Linked DNA regions of Mus musculus: region 1 is linked to region 2. The links are chromatin loops, found by intact Hi-C in ENCODE. Cell type or tissue: heart. All regions are shown on one strand. Links, peaks and the distances in the headings refer to the core of each region. The heading gives the core; the rest is flanking DNA. Region 1 has its middle 22 kb from the start of Gm41311. Region 2 overlaps Zfpm2 (zinc finger protein, multitype 2).

Region 1 (10,460 bases), core at 3,504-6,003, 660 kb before region 2:
TCCTTTTCAGTCTCATAGAGTCTGGAGAGAGCAGATCAGGTGCTCCTGGTAAAGCTTTCGATGTTCAATGATCCAGAACTGTGTGGTGTCTCTGTGGTACATACCTTGGGAAGTAAACACTAGCATTTAGTGCTGTTATGGCTGTTGACTATGATAGCAGACAGCAGAGCATCCATTGTTCATGTTTCTCTTTCCTGGGAATTGTTTATTGCCTTCTCCAGTTCCTCCCTGTAGCTGATGATGAAGGTAGACCTCCAGATGGCATGGTTTGAATTGATCCATTTTTTCCCCTAATTGCTAGGGGGGAGTGTTGGTTCTCTAAGTTCACAATTGTTGCTGCTTCTGTAGAACAAACTGTCCTCAGCGGAAGGAAACCAAAGGAAACATACCGGGGATCATGAGCCTGACTTTCAGAGGTAGTGCAGAACGAAATGACTGACTTACAGGAGAGGCAAATGTTTAACCTTGACCTCAGAGTGGGACCTATTACACACAATGATTCCCTTTTACAAAGCTTTCTATGGTCTGAGGCTGAAGCTAGGCCATGTGTCTGTCTAGATCCCCGTGTTTCCTGTTCTACCTCTCTCTTCCTCTCCCCTGTGATGACATCCTCTGAATCCACTTCGCACAGGTATTTCTCTCTGCATCTCTGTCTCTAGGGAATTGGGGATAAAGTACCCAGTCTTTCCTTTTATATAATGTCCTCTTATTCATCTCTTTTTCCACCTCTCATCATGAAAAATAATAATATTACCTTCAGCAAAATAGAATTCTAGACCAATCCTGTCTATAGGATTTCCTTAAAGGAAATTTCAAACGTTGACATTGAAGTTAGCTTTTGGCTCAATTATTGCTTTCTGGTTGGGTTTTAAGAGTTACCTGAGAGGTTTATTGAAATTCATATTTATGAGATTATTTTGGATTTGCAGAGCCTAGGTAGTGAGACTCTAAAGTCAGTATCTTGTCAGCTCTTAGATGCCTCCCTATGGGTAGAATGGGAAACACTTGGGATGGGATATGGCCACACTGAAGGCAAAGTTCCAGGTTTGATGTATTTGAAGGCTACTGAACAGAGCATTAAAATATAAACATAGAAATATAAAAACATACACACAATTTTTCCAAGTCCAAGAATTCTATTCCAGTCATATCTCTTGAAAAAGCACAGCCAACATTTCCTCACTCTTGCCTTTTAAACATTGTTCAGGTTCAAGGTCAACTCGACTTTGAGAAAGAAAGTACATCACGGGGCTACTGAGCAGCGACTTCAAATGCCAATTTAATGCAAGAGCTCTTCATCCTGGCACACTAGAAGTTGGTTACTTATTTGTTTGTCTGACACTGTGACTTTTGCGACAAAGAGACAAGATACAACCGGAACGGAATAGCTGTGGTAGACAGTATCTCACCAGCAAAAAAAAAATGGAATAAAAAGAATTCCTCTGTTCTGGCAGTAGACATCTTCAATGCTGTCACCTAATGGGTGCTGACATTGACCTAAGTAACTGTGAAGATACTGAATTGGGATATGATACGATTTGTTTTCTGAAGACAAACGTCAGAAAGATCTAGGTGCTCTCAGCAAGACTTTCGCAGTCTGAGTCTTTCTCATTCTTTTGTGGCTCTTAGAAAAAGAGAAACACCAAGAAAAGATATTTTTTATAGGGAAAACGTTGCTTGCCTTCATCTAACATTTGGTTGAATCTGATCGTAATTCCCTTGCTGCTCCTCTTGCAGGCCAGTCACAAAGCTTTGACTTTAAGCCACACTCATAGCAAGCGATTCCATATGGGCTTTTGCTGAGCAGTAGCTGTTGTTGGCTTCTGTGTGCCAGTTAGAGATGGCTTTGAGGTAAGTCAGTATCGTACGAAGGGAAGAAAATTAAACTGATTTAGGCACCAGTAACTGCTAGCAAGCAATGTACAGTGCTGTGGCCATTATGTCCCCTATAGAAACAGGCGCTCAAACCAAGTTGTTCTCTCCGGGAGAAATCAAACCTTGCATCTGGGCTCTCCAGCCTCCAAAATTCACATCTCAGAAGGATGTGGGATTGTCAGCATGAGAAGGTGAAGCGGGCCAGGAATAATTTCCAGAGCTCTGCTTCCAGCTCCGTGATACCTTTCCACCTGGGTAAGCCATCTGAGCTGGGCACAATGACCCTGCCATCTGCTGTATCCCTCTGGGTAGCAGCCTGCCTTTTGCATACGCTTTTCGCTGGAGGAGATCTGTTGGCAGCTCTGGGGACCTTCTGAACTCACCTGAGAAGGCTCTGTGGACTCTGTAGAAGAGCATGTTTTAAGAACAAGATGAAAGGGGAAGGGAAATGAAATTAGAAAAGGAAAGTGCTTTCTGCTTTCCCTTGAGCAAGACCCTTTCTATTACCAACTGTCTTTCAGGAGGCAAATACAAAAAGTTGGATTCACAACACTGTTAAAACACAAGTAATGTGCAAGTGCTATAGTTAAAGAAAGTGCCACTCCCCTTCTCCCAGTGACAATGTTTAGGTCACTGTTAAGTCAGACCAAAGCTGAGAAATCAATACATAGGTATTTAATTGCCTCTATAAGAGAGCACATCGTTTGGAATACTGCTTAGTATAACACTTTATGTGTAAAATACATTTGTGTGCATGTGCATCCAACTTCACATATAGGCATACTCATATTTTATGTATGCACATATGCTTCTGTGTCTGTACAGTATGCCTACATGTCTAAATGTCAGTGCTTTGTGGCTATACATGTGAATGTGCATGCACATAGACATTTGTACTTATGTGCCTGTATAAGAATATGGATGTGAACAAGGGCAGGTGAACATGGGCTTTTTTTACTTAATAGTCATAAACAAGTTGTTATCCAAGGCCCAGGATTTTTCCTGACCACTGCACACATGGGAAGTACAAACATTCTATTGGCTTTAAAGGAGATATGTATCCCATATCTGATTTCTCTCTGGAACTCTGTTTACTTGAGAGTTCAAACTTTGTGCCTGTCATTCACAGATCCAAATTACCTTTCCAGTTGATCTCCTTCCCTCCCACATTCACCCTCCAAAGCACAGGGATTATTCACTCTCCTTGTGCACGCCACGCTTCTGTGACTTTCCTTCTTTTCCACCCTTTACCTACGTTACTTTTAATATGAGCGAAATGCTAGTGGCTTTAACAAATACATTTCAAAACGCCAATAGAAAAAAGTTTCTGTATTCTTTGTAGTCAGCAATCCTTTAGGTATCCTTGTCAGCAGGAAGAATGGGAAGTTAGGGCAGAGATTACCGCTTCTTTATGCCAAAGATCTCCTATCATTTTCATTCCATCCACTGTGAAAAACAGCAAGACGAACATGGGGGCTGGGAAATATTGTGTCTGGTAAGGCAACAAGTGAAGATAGCTCAGGGTCTAAAAGCGCTTACTGCCAAGCCTGACAACTGGAGCTCTGTCCCTGGAACCCAAGTGATAGAAGCTGTTCTCTGGCTTCCAAATGTACGCTGTGATATAAGCATCTGCGTGTGTATGGGCACACACACACACACACACACACACACACACACACACACACTTACATGCATGCACACACGCATGCAGCTACTCCTTTGTTGGCCACCATAGTTTCTTTAGTGGAATAAGCCTGGAGTGAGAAACTAGGCTGTTCCAACATAGAACCAAAGGCACAAAGTGGCTACTGATCATCTCTCCCGCTGCAAGCTCTGTGTGGGTACATTGCACTTATTTTTTAACAAGTATCAAGCAGAGAGCCCAGCGTAGGGGAAGAGGGTATGCACCTTCTCTATTTGTTGAATAATAAACTGGTGAATTAATAAACCAACCAAACTGATTGGCTGAGGAAGTGATCACTTGTCTCTAGATAGTATAAAACATGTTTTTCTCTCTTTTCCTGTCTTAACTGATGTGAGATCTTCCGTTTGTCCTATTGCTGAGCAGACAGAATGATCATTTTGGTTTAGTGGTTTGTAATGTTGGCTTATGTGCACTGGGAAGTTCCCCAAACTTTTCTGAGCATTCCAATTCTCTTTGTCTTCTAAGGATGTGGGGACAGTTTCCTGCTTCCTCCCACCCCCTTGACTTCATGACTCACACAATCTATATTTATTCGTCATCCACAAGGAATCTAACAGGCACTTAGGATTTCAGGGATGGCAACAGTTCATGAAACACCCCAGAGAATGACAGGTTTATTAAACTAATGCCTCAACTGTACTTTCAGAATGATATGGGCTGAGAGAGTTCTTTCCTAGTAACCTCCACAGCAGGCAGCTTCAAGCTCACAGAGTGCTTACATGCCTATGATCTCATTTGGCTTTCTCACTAACCCATTTGGTGATGGAAACTTAGGAATTTATCAGCTCATCTAGGATCAGAAAATCATGAACACTGTTTTGCAGTTGGTCCCTCTGAGTGAGCCCATTATCATATTTGTCTTTACTGTAAACTGTGATTATGATTCTGCTGGGACTTGAATGATTATTCCTCTATCACCCTTTTTGTTTCCTTTTTCTTTTTCTTTTGCCTGTGGTGAAACTCATGCAGAGGGATTCAACTGCTACAAGAATTCTTTATTAGACATCTATGAAGCATATTTTATATTCTGCTCTAAGTGGCAGGGCACCACACTCTAAGCAGCACAGTCATGATCCTTGTCCCCTTTGGGCTCATTGTCCCATGGAAGATAATGGATGGGATTCAGAAAACAAAAATCCAGATTCTGCTTTTATTGTTGTAAGGTGGCAGCAGCATACCCCATTCCAATGGAAAAGGAGCCTATAGGAAGTCATCTATCTGGGATTTTTGACCATGGGACAAGACCTAGAATCTATGGTACTATCATTTCAACTGTTAAACAATTTGTTTCAAAGTTTTTGTACATTGGAAAAGGTGTGATGGTACTGATGGCAGTGTTGGTGGGCAGGCATTTACCCTACAAGGCCAATGTATTTTAGAAGCTACATTCACAACTCAAATTCAGATAGAAGATCCTGTTCATAGAAGAAATGAGCCATCAGCTCTGGGAGCATATAATGAAAGCATTTATTTTATTTTTTTCCATTTTTTATTAGGTATTTAGCTCATTTACATTTCCAATGCTATACCAAAAGTCCCCCATACCCACCCACACCCACTCCCCTACCCACCCACTCCCCCTTTTTGGCCTTGGCGTTCCTCTGTACTGGGGCATATAAAGTTTGCGTGTCCAATGGGCCTCTCTTTCCAGTGATGGCCAACTAGGCCATCTTTTGATACATATGCAGCTAGAGTCAAGAGCTCCGGGGTACTGGTTAGTTCATAATGTTGTTCCACTTATAGGGTTGCAGATCCTTTTAGCTCCTTGGGTACTTTCTAAGCATTTATTTACTAATTAATGGAAGTTCTATTTAAAGTATTTTACAGATATTAACTTACTTTATCCTTTCAACAATTCTGTGTGGTAATTGCTATTACTGAGTACATTTTATGGAAAGAATCCAAAGCACATAAAGGCTAGGCAGTTTCCTCAAAGACCTCTGGCTCTGGGTGTGTACTAACCCTTGCATTGTTTGGAAGATGACTCAAGTGATTCTGAAATATTGGGCAGTCCTGTGACAAAGTGTTATGCAAAGTATTCCTTAGTATGTTGCACCTGCTGAATGGAGGAGATTGGGGGCTCTTCCTTACAGGTTTGCTTTAAACAGTACATGAAATCATGCCTCATGTACTGCATAGCACTCCTAATGAGAACATCACCTAATGAGGTTCAGTGCCACATGATTGTATACGTAAAGATGTAGTACACGTGGTTGCTATAGGCACTCAATAAATTGAACTGTTATTAATGTAGAGATCATGATTAGCAATAAGTTGAGACTTGGTGGTGAGTTAATCAAGCAAAATAAAGAGGCGGCAAAGAGTGCTCTGAAGGAGGGCGCTTTGAAGGCAGGAAGGCAAAGTAAAGCATGATATATCTACTTTGTGCTGCATGCTTCTGTCTTGATTTAGGGTCTCATTCTGTTAGATCAGACCGAACCAAAACTTAAAATGAAGAACAGGGTAGTCTCAAATTAGTGCTGATCCTCTTGCCTCAGACTTCATCTGGGTGCTGGGATTATAGAAATGCGTAACTACACCAAGCATATTATTACATCTAAATATCTCAGATAAAGGTTGTGACATTCTGTAGCTTATCATTTCTTTTCCCAGGAAATCTGATGTTATCACCTCTGCTACTAGGTTGTATGATGCCTGATGGTAAAGCCAGGGCAATTCTTAGATCTAGAATTTCCAGGGAGTAGATATAAGTTTAGTTTACCCTTTATGGATGGTGTGATGACATCACATGATCGTGTTGACATTCTCACCAGCAGGCAGAGAAACAACACTTATTCATTGCAGTAGCACAGTTGTCAGTGGCTGGCAGGGCTGCATTCCCATATGTACAGTGTGGCCACACAAGGATCATGATGAGAGATGCAACTCTTAACTATGCTCATGGCCTTGTTAGACTTATTGAAAAACAACCCAACATTTTTTTTTAAATTTAAACTGGCAATTTGACCACTCCTGTTTTTTAAATTTTCTATATGAACTTCAATAAATGACAGAAAGATATAAATACAAAGCAGAAGAGATCATGAGAGTATCTGAGAGAAGGTAAGCCACATCCAGAAGGAGTTGAAAATCAGCTAAGTAAATGGTAAGAGACTAAGTTGAGAAGAAAAGGTTGAGGGTTGAGAGTTATGTGTTTGTAGAAATGGTATAAAAGCCAACATGGGACGATGTATAACTCCCTCTATGTCCTTCTGGGAGTCAAGCATTGGAGGTAGTCTGTGTTTTTGAAGGTTGGAACAGAGAAATGAGTTCAGTGCTGGCTTGCTTACAGCTTTAAATCAAATGATAACACTCTTTATATTTCCTCCTTCATTCAAGCCTAAGACTAGAAATTTAGTTTCTGGGAATGTTGCCCCAGAGGATGTAGAATCTGTGCCATTACACAGAGCAGAGGGAGGGTAGGTGTCACATAAACACAGAGGGATTAAGTGAGGGCTTCATGCTGAAAAAGAAACCTCAGACGCTTTCTCCCTGCTCACCCCTACAGCACTAGCAGCAGCCCCTTTTCAGACAAGAGAGAAAAGAGTTTTTCTTCAAGCAAAGGAGCCACTCAAGAGAAAAAGGACCCAGGACTTGTGAGGGTTTCTACAAGCCTGGCAGTCAGCAGAAATAACTTCTCAACTCAGAGTCTTTTCCTGAAGCTCATTATTGAACAAGTTCTACCCATGTGCACAGATGACTTCAACAAGTTTTTAAATCCTTACTAAAAAAAGAAAAGGACCAAGAGATAAAGCTGTAATGCAGAAGACAGCAAAACAAGCAAAGGAAGTTAGGAAGGAAGGAGACAGGTAATAAGGAGATTGGATTAATGCTGCAGACATTTCAGAGATGCTGTATTTGGCATTCTGAGGAGAGGCAAGAGGGCGTTGGCCATATTCATGGAGCCGTATTCAGAAAATGAGCCCTTAGCATTTATTCTTTAAAGTGCAAGCAGATATTAAAAGTCCAATGTCAAGATGAATGATATAATTGAGAAGATATTTTAGAAGAAAATAAAAAAAATGAAAATTCAAAATCAAAAAAATACAGGAGAGTGTAGGTGAGCCATAAAATTATTCTAGAAGTTCATATCAATTTTTTCATTTTTCTTTTTTTTTTAAAAAATGAGAAGATAGAAAGAATAGGAGAAGATAGATGATATGGAGGGGAGGGAGGAGTAATAAAGAAGGAGTGAAAACAAGAGAGAAAAGTTACCACAGCTATATGAAGAAAATGATAAGAGAGAAAATAAACTATTAAAGATAGAGGAAAAGAACATTCTTGGGCTGGAGAAATGGCTGAGCCATTAAAGGCTAGGCTCACAACCAAAAATAAAAGAACATTCTTAATTGTCAAAGAATAATGATATCCAATTAAAATATTTATTTTTCTTTTTGTAGATGTGTTTGTTTTCATGTGTTTCTGTGTACCACTTGCATACCTGCTACCTTTGGAGGCCAAAGGGCAGGACATCAGATCCCTAGGGACTGGAGTTGAATATGATTGTGAGCTCTCATGTGAGTGGTTGGAGTTGAAGTTGGAACCTCTTGATGAGCAGCCAGTGCTCTTAACCACTGAACCATTGATCTAGCCTTGGCTAGTAACATCTATATCTACCAGCCTTGCCAAGTCTTTACCAGCCTGTAGAGGGGGGTTATGGAAGTATAACATGCCCAAACAGTATTCTATAAAATTCAAAGAAGCAGAGTTAAAGAGAAAAATTCTAAGATGAGAGATATGGAGAGCTAGAGACACATAGAGAAAAATATACAAATGACTAGATCATGAGGTCACAAAGAAGGAGGAGATATAGAAATAGCTTCAGTCTTTTGAGGGTCAAGCTCCAAGCCCTGTGACAATGAGACGGTACAATCAAAATCCCAAGGAAAAAGGATTCTCGGTGTAGATAGCCATCCTCACCAAAGCTGCCAATCACAGAATTTAAGAAAGCCCAGCCAAGTGAAGTTCCAGAATCTTAGTCCTTAGTACTGTTTTTTGGAAGCATCCCAGAAAGACAACTGAAGAATTCTTATGGTCAGCACTGCAGAGTGTCCTGCAGGATCTTGGGATGGATCAGGCTGGAGGAGCTTCAAGGTCAACTGAGCACAGAAAGCATTGTAAAGAAGCCAGTTTGCATTCATCACTGTCGAAGAACAAATGGATTGCACATAGGAAAAAGAAGAGTCTGCCATAGCGGCTGTGAACAGGACGAGCTGAGCTGAGGGCTAACTTGTAAATCCTTGGAAGAAAAAAAGCATAACATACATGCCTAGCTGCTCTTCTCCTCAGCTGACCTACTTTTCTGTCACCAAGAACACTCGAGTGCTAACCAGATGATTTGGAGAAAGCATCCTTTATTCTAATCTTGAATAAGTTAAGAGGGCTCTTCAGGTCTTTGTGATTTCATTTTATGGATGGTTGTTAAGGATCCAGAGTCAGAACTCTGCTTTTGGACACAGATGGTTGAGCTTGCTTGTATAGGCACAAACTGGAGTGAAACCCAGTACTATGCAGAACCTATACTTTTACATAATGGAATATTCAAGGATACAGCTAACTAAAGGACTGATTGTAAAATTTTGCATCTTTTGTGGAACTACAGGACTCATGCATAAGCCCTGTTCACACCACTATGCATCTCAGCTGTACCCTCTAACCAGGAACTCTAGAACTTCCCATGCATCAAATTTAAATTTCTTCCCAGAGCCAAGCCTAGAAATTTTTCTCATTAGTACCACCTTGGTCTTCAAAACTCCTTGTTTCGAATGAGGATAAACCTCATTTTCTCAGCTTACTCCCCTATATAGGCCTTTGGTAATAAAGTCAACTGTGGAAGCCAACTAATCTACAAAAAGGCCATTTTCTCTCCTATTTTTTTTTTTTTTTTTGGATTCCATATCTTCTTTATGTAGCCTCTTAACCAGGTGAGAAGACAGAATGTTCCTTAGAGAACAAGGAAAGCTGGCTACTCCTAAGAAGCCCAAACTGCTCGAGTAAAGACGAAGTGCACACAGAAGCTGAACCTCCACGTATGAAGAAGTCCTGCTGTTGACAGCTGGGGACATTTTCCCTGAGGCTCTAGGGGTGCTCTAGTTTTAGGCCCGTTCATGAGCTCCTCTGAGGGAGGAGTTCCTCCAGTCTGCAAAGCTACTGAGAGCTATTGTCTTATTTTCTGCAGCCCCAAACAATGAAGGAAAGCTCTTAACATCCAGAAAATATGCTGATTGAAATATCATCTTTGGGAAGTCTGTTCTAAAGACACTAATTGATATTGTTTGAAGAAGTGTAAGCGCCTGTCATGAAAACCATTTTAATAGCGGGCTTGTTTTCTCCTTTAGTTTGTTTAACTTGGCAGAGTGTTTCCTCCCCCCTTAGAAAACATCCTATTTTGATTTATGAATGTTTTCAAATTTTTAAGATTCTCCAAACCGTTGTTTCACCTGTAAGTAGAGAGATAGCTTGTTTGGCTAACTGCCTTGTGTGACTCTGTGCCAGGCAATGAATAATGCCATGTTCAATACTCTAAATTTGTGTTCCAAATTCTGAATTTCCAATGAGCTGCATGGAACACTACTGATAAGTGGCTGATTTTCCCTGCAAGGATTGTCTTATTTTAAACTTCAAATTTAGTTGCCTTACTGTATGCAAGGTAATTTCGAATGGATTTTAGAATGAGGCTAAAGACTATTCATACTTTTCTAAACCTAGGAGGTAAAAGAAGTGAGCTAATGAAGGAGGCCATCTTATCTTAGAGGCCTTAAATCTTCACAGTGGCATCTGGAGCCTCTCTTCCTTTCCCAACACTGCTACCCAAACTTTAATAGAAACCCCAACTACACAGTACTATTGCAGTTGCTGGTATTCACCTCAAAAGAATTTC
Region 2 (10,460 bases), core at 5,002-7,501:
GCCCTTCTACCATGCAGGATCTGGGGCTCAAACACAATTCACCAGGCTGGTGGTAAGCAACTTTACCCAGTAAATCATTTTGCTGCTCCCTAGTCTCAGATACACTGTCGTCAGAATTATTCTTTACTACAACAAGATTAGAGTTCAAGTTATACAACATGATATTTGCTTAAACAGTTGTTCCATATTTTGTAGTAGAAAAATATATTGTAATAAATATTATATCCTCAAGTTTATTTTAAGAATGTATTTTAGGAAAGTGTTTCATTTTGGTTTTGGTTTTTGGTTTGGGGGATGTTTGTTTATTTAAGGCAAAATGCAATGTTATTTATAAAGAAACATGATTCACAATTTTGTACCCCTGGTTTAAAATAAATCACTTTAAAGTTTCTCTTGTCCATATTTTTCACCATGGAAGACTCAGATCCAGCTTCAGGAATAATAAGAAAAGTTATTTTTGTCCATTTTATTGTATCCTATATCACTGGCTTAAGTATGTTTAATGGGATTTTTCAAAGAATTAAGGTGCTGCTTTATATTGTTCTTGTTTGTGCTCCTTGTTTTGAGACAACATTTGGGGGTATCACTCAGGCTGGTCGAGAATCTGGACCTTCCCGTAGCAGCCTTCCATATGCTAGGACTCAGTGTGGGCAGCACCTCGGGGTTAGCCAGTGTTCAAGAGGTCTTTTCCTTTTTCATCAACATTTTTCTCATTGGAGAGACTGGCAGGTTAATGGGTATGTAACTTGCCTAGCACAGTGAAGAACCCGGATTTAACTCTCTGTACTGCAACAATAACAACAACAACAGAGCATGGTGCGCGTGTTTGTAATTCCAAAAACTAGGAGGTAGAGGTAGGAGGGAAAGTAGTATCTGACATAGCCTGGGCTACATGGCAAATCATGATAGCCTGGGCTACATGGCAAACCAGATTTTGAAGTAAGTCACCACATTGAGTTAACAGTGTGGAGTTTATGTCATCAAGATTAGAAGATTCAAGCCTGAGAGAAACTTAGAACTGTGGCTTGCAGATTATACTCTTCAACTAAATGCCTGTCTTCCAAAGAAACTCATGTACTTGCTTCAACTTTAAATGTTGTAGATAATGAACTATAATACAGAATCAACCAAACACCAAGATCTACTGGGAGTCCCATCTTAGCTGAGAGCAGATATTTTATTATTTTATGTATATGGGTGTTTTACCTGCATGTACCTCGGTGCAGCACATGTGTGCAGTACTCATGGAGACCACATGATGACATCAGATCCTCTGAGACTGGACTGAGAGACAGGTGTGAGTCACCATGTGAGTGCTGGAAATGTCATCCCCTCAAAGAGCTGCCAGTGCTCTTAAACATGGGGCCGTCTCTCCAACACCTATGATTTTTGTACACAAAAAGCAGCAGAGTATAATAAATTTAATAGATGGTGCTAGGAATCGGAGTCATTATTTATTTAAAGGGTTTTTTCAGGAATGTTTTGTAGGATGATACCTGAAAAAGACACCAAAGTTTGAGCAGCATGATAGGTGCAGAATGAAACATGAGACCATCTGCTCAGGTTTTGGATTTCGTTATGAAACTCCAAACGCAGCTCCATTTGGGACAGGGGTAGCGTCTACACATTTTGGCTTCCTCCAAGCTCTGCCCAAGCTTTGAACCTACACTGTCTCTTATCTGTTATAGGAACTTGCAGTTGTGCACATTAAACCGGATTAACTTTGGTGAGGTCACATATATGGCTAGCAAGGACTAGTGGAGTGACGTAGTATTGTTGCAAGGATGGAGAAGTTCTGTAACTGTTATCCAGCTGGAAGCTTTGTTTTTTTAAATCAAACATTCATTTTAAGATGGGGATGAGTATGCTGTTTGCCATAGATTAAATTATACTTAACTCATGGGTCTGGAAAAATGTTTTGCCTTCCAATTATGTATCATGCCTAGTGTGGTCATTGGCAAAGTTCTGTCTCTTGCGTTCGTTGAGGAACCCCGAAGAGTAGAGCCCAGCACAGACTTCTTTGATCACTGTGCTAGGAAGCTAGGATGTGGAGAAATGCCCACTGGCTATTAATGAATATATAACTTCTACCCATATTACATTTGACAAATCAAGTCAAGCTTAATTCAAATGTGGGTTAGGAAAAGCAATTTCTTTTTAATATTCATGAAAGGGAAACAGAACCACTTTCTATGTTCAAATGGAAAGACATGCGGGGAGGAGGGGGTAACCATTTCTACTCTTCCAAAACTCTGTAGGAAATATAGTTTAAGTTCAGGACTGGAACCATGCCATAAGCTAAATCTCATAAAGCTTGAAAACACAAGGCAGGGTGCGTGTGCTCGTATGTGTGTTTGTAAGCATTGCGTTTCTATATTTGTAGTGGTTTTGAAAGAGCTCTCCAAAGCCCTTGCTTATGATACCCATAAGCATTGATGCCCACCGTCCTATGTGGATGGTCTTGTGGCTTCTTGTAACTTCTCTGTGTCCTGCTCTCTGCATCATTAAAAGGGAAGCTAGGTTGCAGTGTGCATGTACACTAGGGCCCTTCTCACCCACACCCCCAGCAGAGTGAGTGCTCTCTACATTCTAGCCCCATGATGGTGTATTTCTCTCTTTCCCTATTTCCACTCAGCTTCTCACCAGCCAACCTGAAGCTTTGTTACCATTTTGGGCTCTGACCTTTGTCCCTGTACTCTCTCTCTCTCTCTCTGTGAGCTTTGTGGGATTTTTGTTTGTTTGCTTGTTTGTTTTACCATAAACCTGTAACTTTTCAGTTGTACAAGGTAACAAAAGGCATTTTGAACAGATTTTCAAACAAACAAACAAAACAACAAGGATATTGGATGCACAAAGACCAAAGCAGTTAATGCCCCTTTCCTAAGGAATTGGTCAAATCTTTATTGTATTTTTATAGCTGTTTCCTGATTTCACTATTAAAAAACATTTATACTCTGTACTTTTGAGCTAATTTTCTGACATAGAGTACATCATTCACCCAATGACTATAACTCAGATTCATGCCTTAAATATTCTTGGATAATTAGAACTCCATTTAAGAGACTACTGTGTAGTGGTTTACCTAACGCATAGGGCAGATTGTATCCTTGTGAGGATCCTCCACAAACTAGCCGAAGTTCCCATTTCTGTGTATGCTATGTGCTCTTTCTTACTATGACATATATATACATGTATATATATATATATATATATAGAGAGAGAGAGAGAGAGAGAGAGAGGGAGGGAGGGAGGGAGACAGTTCCCATTTCCATGTATTCTGTGTGTTCTTCCTTTCTATGACATTTTAAGCTCCTCAGATAGTAAATTTGGTGAAATTCAAAATCCATGATGTGAAGTTAAAATAAATTAAATTGTAATAAATAATAATTCTATTGCTTTTTAATTATTTTACTCATCTGTGATTTAATATTTTGAGTTTGTTTGAAACCATTATGTCAGCATAGTAAATATATACATGCATACATACATATATACATACATGCATACATACATACATGCGTACACATACACATGTTGTCTATGAAGGTGTATCAGCATCACATTGCTAGATTAAATTTGGCCATGGTAATGATGTTTGTTTTATGTAAATTGGCACAAGCTACAAACTGAGTATTATTTGTTTCTTACCTAGAGAAATCAAGAGAATTGTTTAAATAATGTCAGTTAAACTTTACAATGTTCCTTATCTAGCTAGCCCACTGGGAAAAATGCAAAATTTAGAGAAAATCACATTGTGGTATTTAAAGGTCTGACCTTGTCCCATGAAGTCACTGCTCATCCCTAAGGCAAGCACTATGTTCTGATATATGTCTTTGGTGTTTCACTTTAGCCTTGCGAGGACACCAGAACAAGGGAGCAGCAGTCATATTAGAACAACAGCTGTCGGTCATCTACAACTTAGTCTGACTATGGAAACAAAAATTGCTCAAAGACCAGAAAGTGCATTCTAACTTGCTGTGCTGAGAGACAGCTATATGTTTTATTATTTGGTTTGTATTATGTACTACATGTGATTTCTACAAATATATTAGGAAGCCTTTATATGTGTGTCTATATACTCTCATTCATACATGTTTTTAGGGGGTCAAATAGTAAACATTTTATTAGGCTGTCATTGAAACTAAAGTTTATATATTTTAATGGTTTTGTTTAGTGATAAATAGCCACAGAGTGATAGAGCTAAATCCCAGTCTACATCTAACTTATTCAGTTACAATTTTTTTTGTATTGTCAAAATGTGGTTTTCAGACAATCTGCTCCAGACTCCTCTGCTGAGAGGAGGCCTGTAGATTTCTCAGACCTTGATCCAGACCTCCTGATTCAGAAGTTCTGGGGTTTGGGCCAAGAAGCCTACAATTTCCTATTCAGTCCACCTGAGCTATATGTAGCCTCTAATATAATATGTATTAATAAATTATAAATATAATATTATTGTCTTTTCTCTCAAAGACAGAATGGCTAAATTCTCAAGTAGTTTTTCATAATCTGAAACCATGTCCATTTGGAGGTCAGGGAAAAGGGACGCTAGCAGGCAAAATGACTTCTCTTGGTTTGACTTGTAAGAAGTAACTTGTAGCATGTATTCATCTGTTTATGTGACTTTCATTAACATGCATATATGTGAAGAAATATATACGCCCATTGTGTTATACATGATATGTTAGTGTATGTGACTCATATACTACATGTGATAATACTGGGTCAGGTATGTTAATAACGAAGCAGTGCCCCGCAGAGCCCCTCTAACACACTTTCCATGATTTACAGGAAGTCTTCTAAACCTTGTGTGAGATCATGTGTTCCTATTATCAAGAATTTCCCAGAAGGGATGTATTCTCTAAGATCCCTTGATTTAGTCAAATCTGGACGCCCAAAGAAAACATGTAGCTGCCTTGTGTGCTTTTTCACAAGTCTAAAAGAGTCGGAGTGACTTCCTGAGGTTTGCAGTCTCATCCCCTCTCACCGTGTATCAACTCCCTAAGAGTTTTAAAGAATGCAGCACAACAGGGGAGTCACTTAAGGCAGCAAATTCATCTCCACCAATGCTGAGCCTCCTGTGACAATGGATTAATCATCAAAGTCGATTACTCTGTCACATTCTCCAAGGGTGAAATCACACATCTCACCACTGGTGTGTGGAGCAGGCATTGCCTTCATCTTCCTGGCACAGATACAAACTGTGAGCAACTTTTATGCGCTGCAGACTTGGAAGTGCTGATACATTTAAAAGAGAGCTGCCTTTCCAGCATCACCTGCCCTGTGGCTGCTGAAAAATTATACTCCGTGCATGTCTCTCAATATTCCCCACTGATAGGTCAGCAGCTATTACAAAACTGCCCTGATAAGAATCTGCTGGGAGCGTCAAGGATCGAATTAACCCAAATGGAACCACTGAGTCAGAGGAAAGCAAAGAGATGAAGCCGAATGGCTAACAGCTCTTTCTTTTCAGAGTGTTTATATCACAGCCTCCCTTCGTGACAAAAAAATCAAACTCTTAGTCTTTTGTATAAGATTGTGCTCGTCATCCCTGGGCTCAGTCACTTCCATGTTCTCTGATAAGAGCTGCGTTGTCATTGCGTCTAATACTCGTCTTACATTATCTGCGTTCCCCTCCCCTGTTTCCATTTATTTCAACTCCACTAATAGGTTACTCAGTCCTTTACATTAGAAACCATGACAGTGTTTTCCATAGTCTCCATCATACTCACCTTGGGGTGGATATTTTACCAATTCTTGTCAGATAGCTGTTAAATTACGTGGAATGGTGTTCCTAGACTTCGGTGGTGGTTAGGGTTTTGTTTCATTTGTTTGTTTGTTTTCTTTTCTTCTTTTGAGACATGTTACTAAAACGATCTACAGTCTTGCACAGTAGGAAAGGAGGATGGCTTTGAACTTGAGATTCTCCTGCCTCTACTCCTGAACACGAGGTCTGATGGTTCTTTAGATTGGAGTCAAAGCTTCCTGCGTGATGAGTAACGGCTGATCCCCAGAGAAATATTGATTGAATTATTGAGTATTCATTACAGAAAAAAATGTCCATGATTAATACACGAAATCAGAGTATGAGTGAGTGTATTAGCAACACACCTTGAGCTTTGTTTGTTTGGATTTTATTTTCTTTCATGCTTACACAACATAGTCCTTCGGTCTCAGTGCAGCATAAATGAGTTGTAGTTGATTGCATAGGCTCCGAAATGGTCAGTTCTACCTCATACCGTGGGTAGAAGGGAGCTATATTGGACTGTGAGCTCCTAGACTCCTGATTATATACTTACTGTGGAGCCTGACTTTGGACTATAGACAGTAGCATACTGTATAAACATGAATAAACTATACAACTTAATTTTATTATCTGTAGAATAATATCAGCAGGGTCTGAAAACTTAGTCACCAAATATGTGAGATCATAATTAGTCATAGTAATCCTGGCAAAAACATTGGGCCTCAATAAATATGTTGTTCCCTGATTGTAGGTTGGCGCCACCTGGTGGTCGCTGCTCAGCCTCGCTCATGCCTCTAACGGGGTTGAGGGTGTTGGGGCTAAGGAGGAGACAGCTAGAGTCCAGGAGACAATTTGAGTAATCTTTGGTTAGTTGATACCAGGATTTTCTGCCTGATGGAGAAAGATTAGTCCTGAAGAAGAATCCTCACATTTCATGAGAACATGAGAGCTTTACTGTATATCCATTTTCAAGCTGTAGGAAGATGAAAAATGAAGCCATTCACCCATCTGATGGTAGCTGTGTTTATCTAACCATCTGGCACATTGTTCAAAGACATGATTGTACTCTGAAGGCTTGTACTAAAAAGCACAAGTGAAATTATGACTTTCAAAAGGCTTTCTGTAAGTTCAAAGCATTGATGGAAGAAACATAAACAAACAAGTAACGTACAGTTCTCATTTTTCTAGAGGAAATTGTTCAGTGTTAATCATAAATGTAATATAATTTTGTACCTTTTCACTTTATACATATATATTTCCATTGTATTGGGTCCTTGCCTTGATTCTGTCTTCACAAATGTCTTTTCAAAATGGAAACTGCCTTAGTTCAATCTTTGCAATCCTCCTGTTTATTTCCTCACAGTCATACCTCATTGTACTATAAGTTTGTATCCCCTGTCTCGCACATGATTTTTGTCTTCACTTGACAAGACCCAGTTAGTTGTCAAGAACTGATGTATTAAAGATGATCCGTTGATAAAAGTCAGATTCTAGCCAACACCCAGGATCTACTGCTGTGAAATATACTACTCCCATGTCACTCCCATTGCCTAAACTATATGTGTCCCCAAACCACTCTTGTAAGATTGGTTTTTTAGCACCTGTGATGTTCAAGTATACATTGTCTTCAAATCTGTAACAATCTCCCTGATATCAGTTGCAAAGCTTACATATTTACCCAAACACAATTTAACTGACAACTGAGTTGAAGGCAAAGGTAGTAATGTCTGACTTAGCTTTGCCTTCAGCTTAGTCGTCAGTTAAATTGTGAAGTTAGTAATTGAGATGTTTCAAGGTGATAATGTGGTACGTTCATTCTGTGATAGTTGGAAGCATTGGTGGTTCTACACTAGTTCTTTGATATAAATTTGACCACAGCAGTGCACCCCTTCCATGACAAGTCAAACAAAAGGCATAACCATAAATAACTCAAGCTTTTGTAGAGAGGTCCTAAAATGCTCAGTATCATGAATTCTGGATTAGACACGTTTGGGGTAGTTTTTTCACTCCTTTGTTGATTAGCTTTTTGCTTTAGATATATTAATCAACTTTGTAAACCTCAGTTTACACCTATATAATATTGGGATTATAATAACAGAATCTTACAATTTTTGGAGAATGACTTAACATTGTACATAGAAGCATTAATCACCAGTGTTCAATAAAAAAGTAAAACCTATCGCACATTAGTAATTGTCACTGTGCTCTTTAGCAACACTGTTACTATTGTTTGTCTTTACTTGATTCACTGTAAAAGAAACTGATGCTAGATTCAATCAAAGGCAACAGGCTTGGATAGCATCATGGCTAGCAGGGATCTCTGGGCCAATAGGCCCTGTGATTAATATTTTATGACAGATTCTAATCTTGAATTAATTTCAACAGCCTTGATAGATCAACATGAGAAGAGAGTTATTTCATTAGCTAATTTGCATCTAAGAATAATGTGTGCCAAGTCTACATGATTTCCTTTTGACGTCGCAGGAAGCTGGACAGTTTACAAGGACACATTTAAATTATGGAAAATATGTTGACTTTTTTTAAAATGTGAGGTCCTTTAGCAATCTGATATTAGACTGAACTTTGGTAACCAGCACCCTAGAGATGTGTCCAAGGACAGAAAAGCCGAGGCGTCAGCTCTTTCCTGAACACCTTCCTTTCATCATACTCTCTCGGTGCCCTTCACAATGAATGCCCTTCACATATATATCATAGGACTTAGACCGAAGATTCCCCTAGATGAGTGTTGATGTGGGATAAATCTTTTGCTGTTGAAAAGCTTAGTCACAGATGTAAAAGGTTTTAATTATTATTAGTTACTAGGGTTTGTTGCTATTTTTATCATTAATTCTCTAGTGATTTACTACTCTCAATTCCTAATAACTATGTGTCTGCATTATATTTTCATAAACCTTGGAGTTGCAGAGTTGGCTCTGTCATTGCATGAATCCAGCTATGTGCTACATTCCCTAATTCCAATGAACAACTTTACTCTTGTGCCAGCAATCCATACTTCCACCAAAGGATGTAACCTCATTTTTGACCTCAACTCAGCACCTCAACTCATACCCCCAAGCAACCATCTCTCTCCTCAATGGAGGTGCCACTCTAGATAGGCACCTCCATAGATAGATAGATAGATAGATAGATAGATAGATAGATAGATAGATAGATAGATAGATAGAGATGATATAGCTATATACAGATACAGATATTTGTTATGATTGTCTTAGCTTTCTATAATATGTAAGTACCTCAAACCCAAAGTCTTTTCTCATTCCACGTCTCTATAATGCCCATGTAGTATGTTATTAAGGTCAGATCACTTTTTTTCTGAAAACAAAAATGTTCATTATATCAATTTAAACAGTATTTAAATATTGCATGAAGAAACATGTTAAATATTGAAATGAATTCTCATTGTTATGATTTTCTTGTATTCATGCTCTATGCTTTGGTGCCTGCTAGTTTTACACTCTATGAGTTTTTTTTTTTTTCAAAAATAAAATGCAACGTAGGTAAAATAGGACATCCCTTATGCTCATCTTCTATTCACAAATACTGAATTAATGGCTAGATTAAATTGATTTCAAATAATTTGGGTGAAATTCATTGTTGTTTCTGTTGCCATCTCACATAAAACGTACCAAATCCAGCTCTGAGAGTCGATTTTTTGTGCAAAATTCTCTTTTTTGCACTACCCAGTGTGGTAGGCACTTGCTACTTAGGACTGTTGAGGACTGCAAAGCCCCTGGACTGAATTGAGGCATGCTAACAGTTTAAATCTATAGCTGATCTCAGATACCTAGACCTGGATAGATAGATAAATAAACAAATTTTATTTGATCCACATTGAGTTAAATAAAATATACTATTAAAGAAAATTACAACTGTCTCTCTTATTACTTAGATATGGCTGTTATAAAATTTAAAGTCATGTTTATTGCCATCTTTATACTTCTAATAGACAACCCTGATTTAGATATACCTCGTGATCTCACAGAATAGAGGCTCACCTTTCATTCCTATACTTTTTACACTGTCCTCTCTCTTTTCCCCGCTTGCTGTTGCTTTAAACTTTTTCTTTTCTTCCATTTTTAGGTCAATTTGAGCCCAATGTCTTCTAAATATTAGCCAACCCTTCTCTCATGAAGGTAATATTTTTTAATCCTTATATATAAATTTTTCCTAGATTAGGTCCAGTGTCTCTTTCTGGTGGGTCACAATAGGTTCATCGGTTCATTACTAATCTGATTTTAATCACTCTCACGTCCTTCTTGGACTCAGTATATTCTTAAATCAGGTGGCTTTTCTCCCTTTGTAATCCATCATCATTTCTTTCTTTAAAAATGTATTTTTGACTTGTTTTTCTCAGGGAGAACTTTCAAGTCTGTATCTACATAGCTGATTGGATTTTCTACAGTGTCAATTCTTTTCCCCAGCTTCAAAGGTATAATCTGCTTTTACAGCGAGTTTCTTTAGCTGCATTCTCTCATTCTTTCCCAGTGATGTTTGTACATCAAACTGATATTTCTTGTGGCTTTTTCCCCTGTGTCACTCATTTCTGTTCCTTCTTATCTTCTAATGATAGCAAGTTATAAAAGGAGAGAGAGAGAGAGAGAGAGAGAGAGAGAGAGAGAGAGAGAGAGAGAGAGAGAACTTATACGAGCATTGCAAAACACTTTCAAATGCTTACTTTTCTTTACTGTCAAATGAT

What was found. A loop is a pair of places that touch in the nucleus more often than their neighbours do. Peaks named below come from ENCODE experiments on the same cell type or tissue, not always from the same donor. Only the 100,000 strongest peaks of a DNase experiment are listed, where the experiment ranks them.
Region 1: it touches region 2 in a loop (2.0-fold over the local background); 2 of 42 quality-filtered maps call a loop at or near these places.

Annotation. Positions count from the first base shown.
Region 1 is chr15:40,360,248-40,370,707 of GRCm38, forward strand. No RefSeq gene overlaps it. Among named protein-coding and RNA genes, the nearest start is that of Gm41311, 22 kb to the left of the region's middle. In heart, for the core only: no CTCF peak of the experiment used is centred there; no DNase peak of the experiment used is centred there; H3K27ac peaks cover 508 bases.
Region 2 is chr15:41,023,404-41,033,863 of GRCm38, forward strand. All of the region lies in intron 5 of Zfpm2 (zinc finger protein, multitype 2), which reads left to right. Among named protein-coding and RNA genes, the nearest start is that of Gm46502, 150 kb to the right of the region's middle. In heart, for the core only: no CTCF peak of the experiment used is centred there; a DNase peak (open chromatin) is centred at 6,518.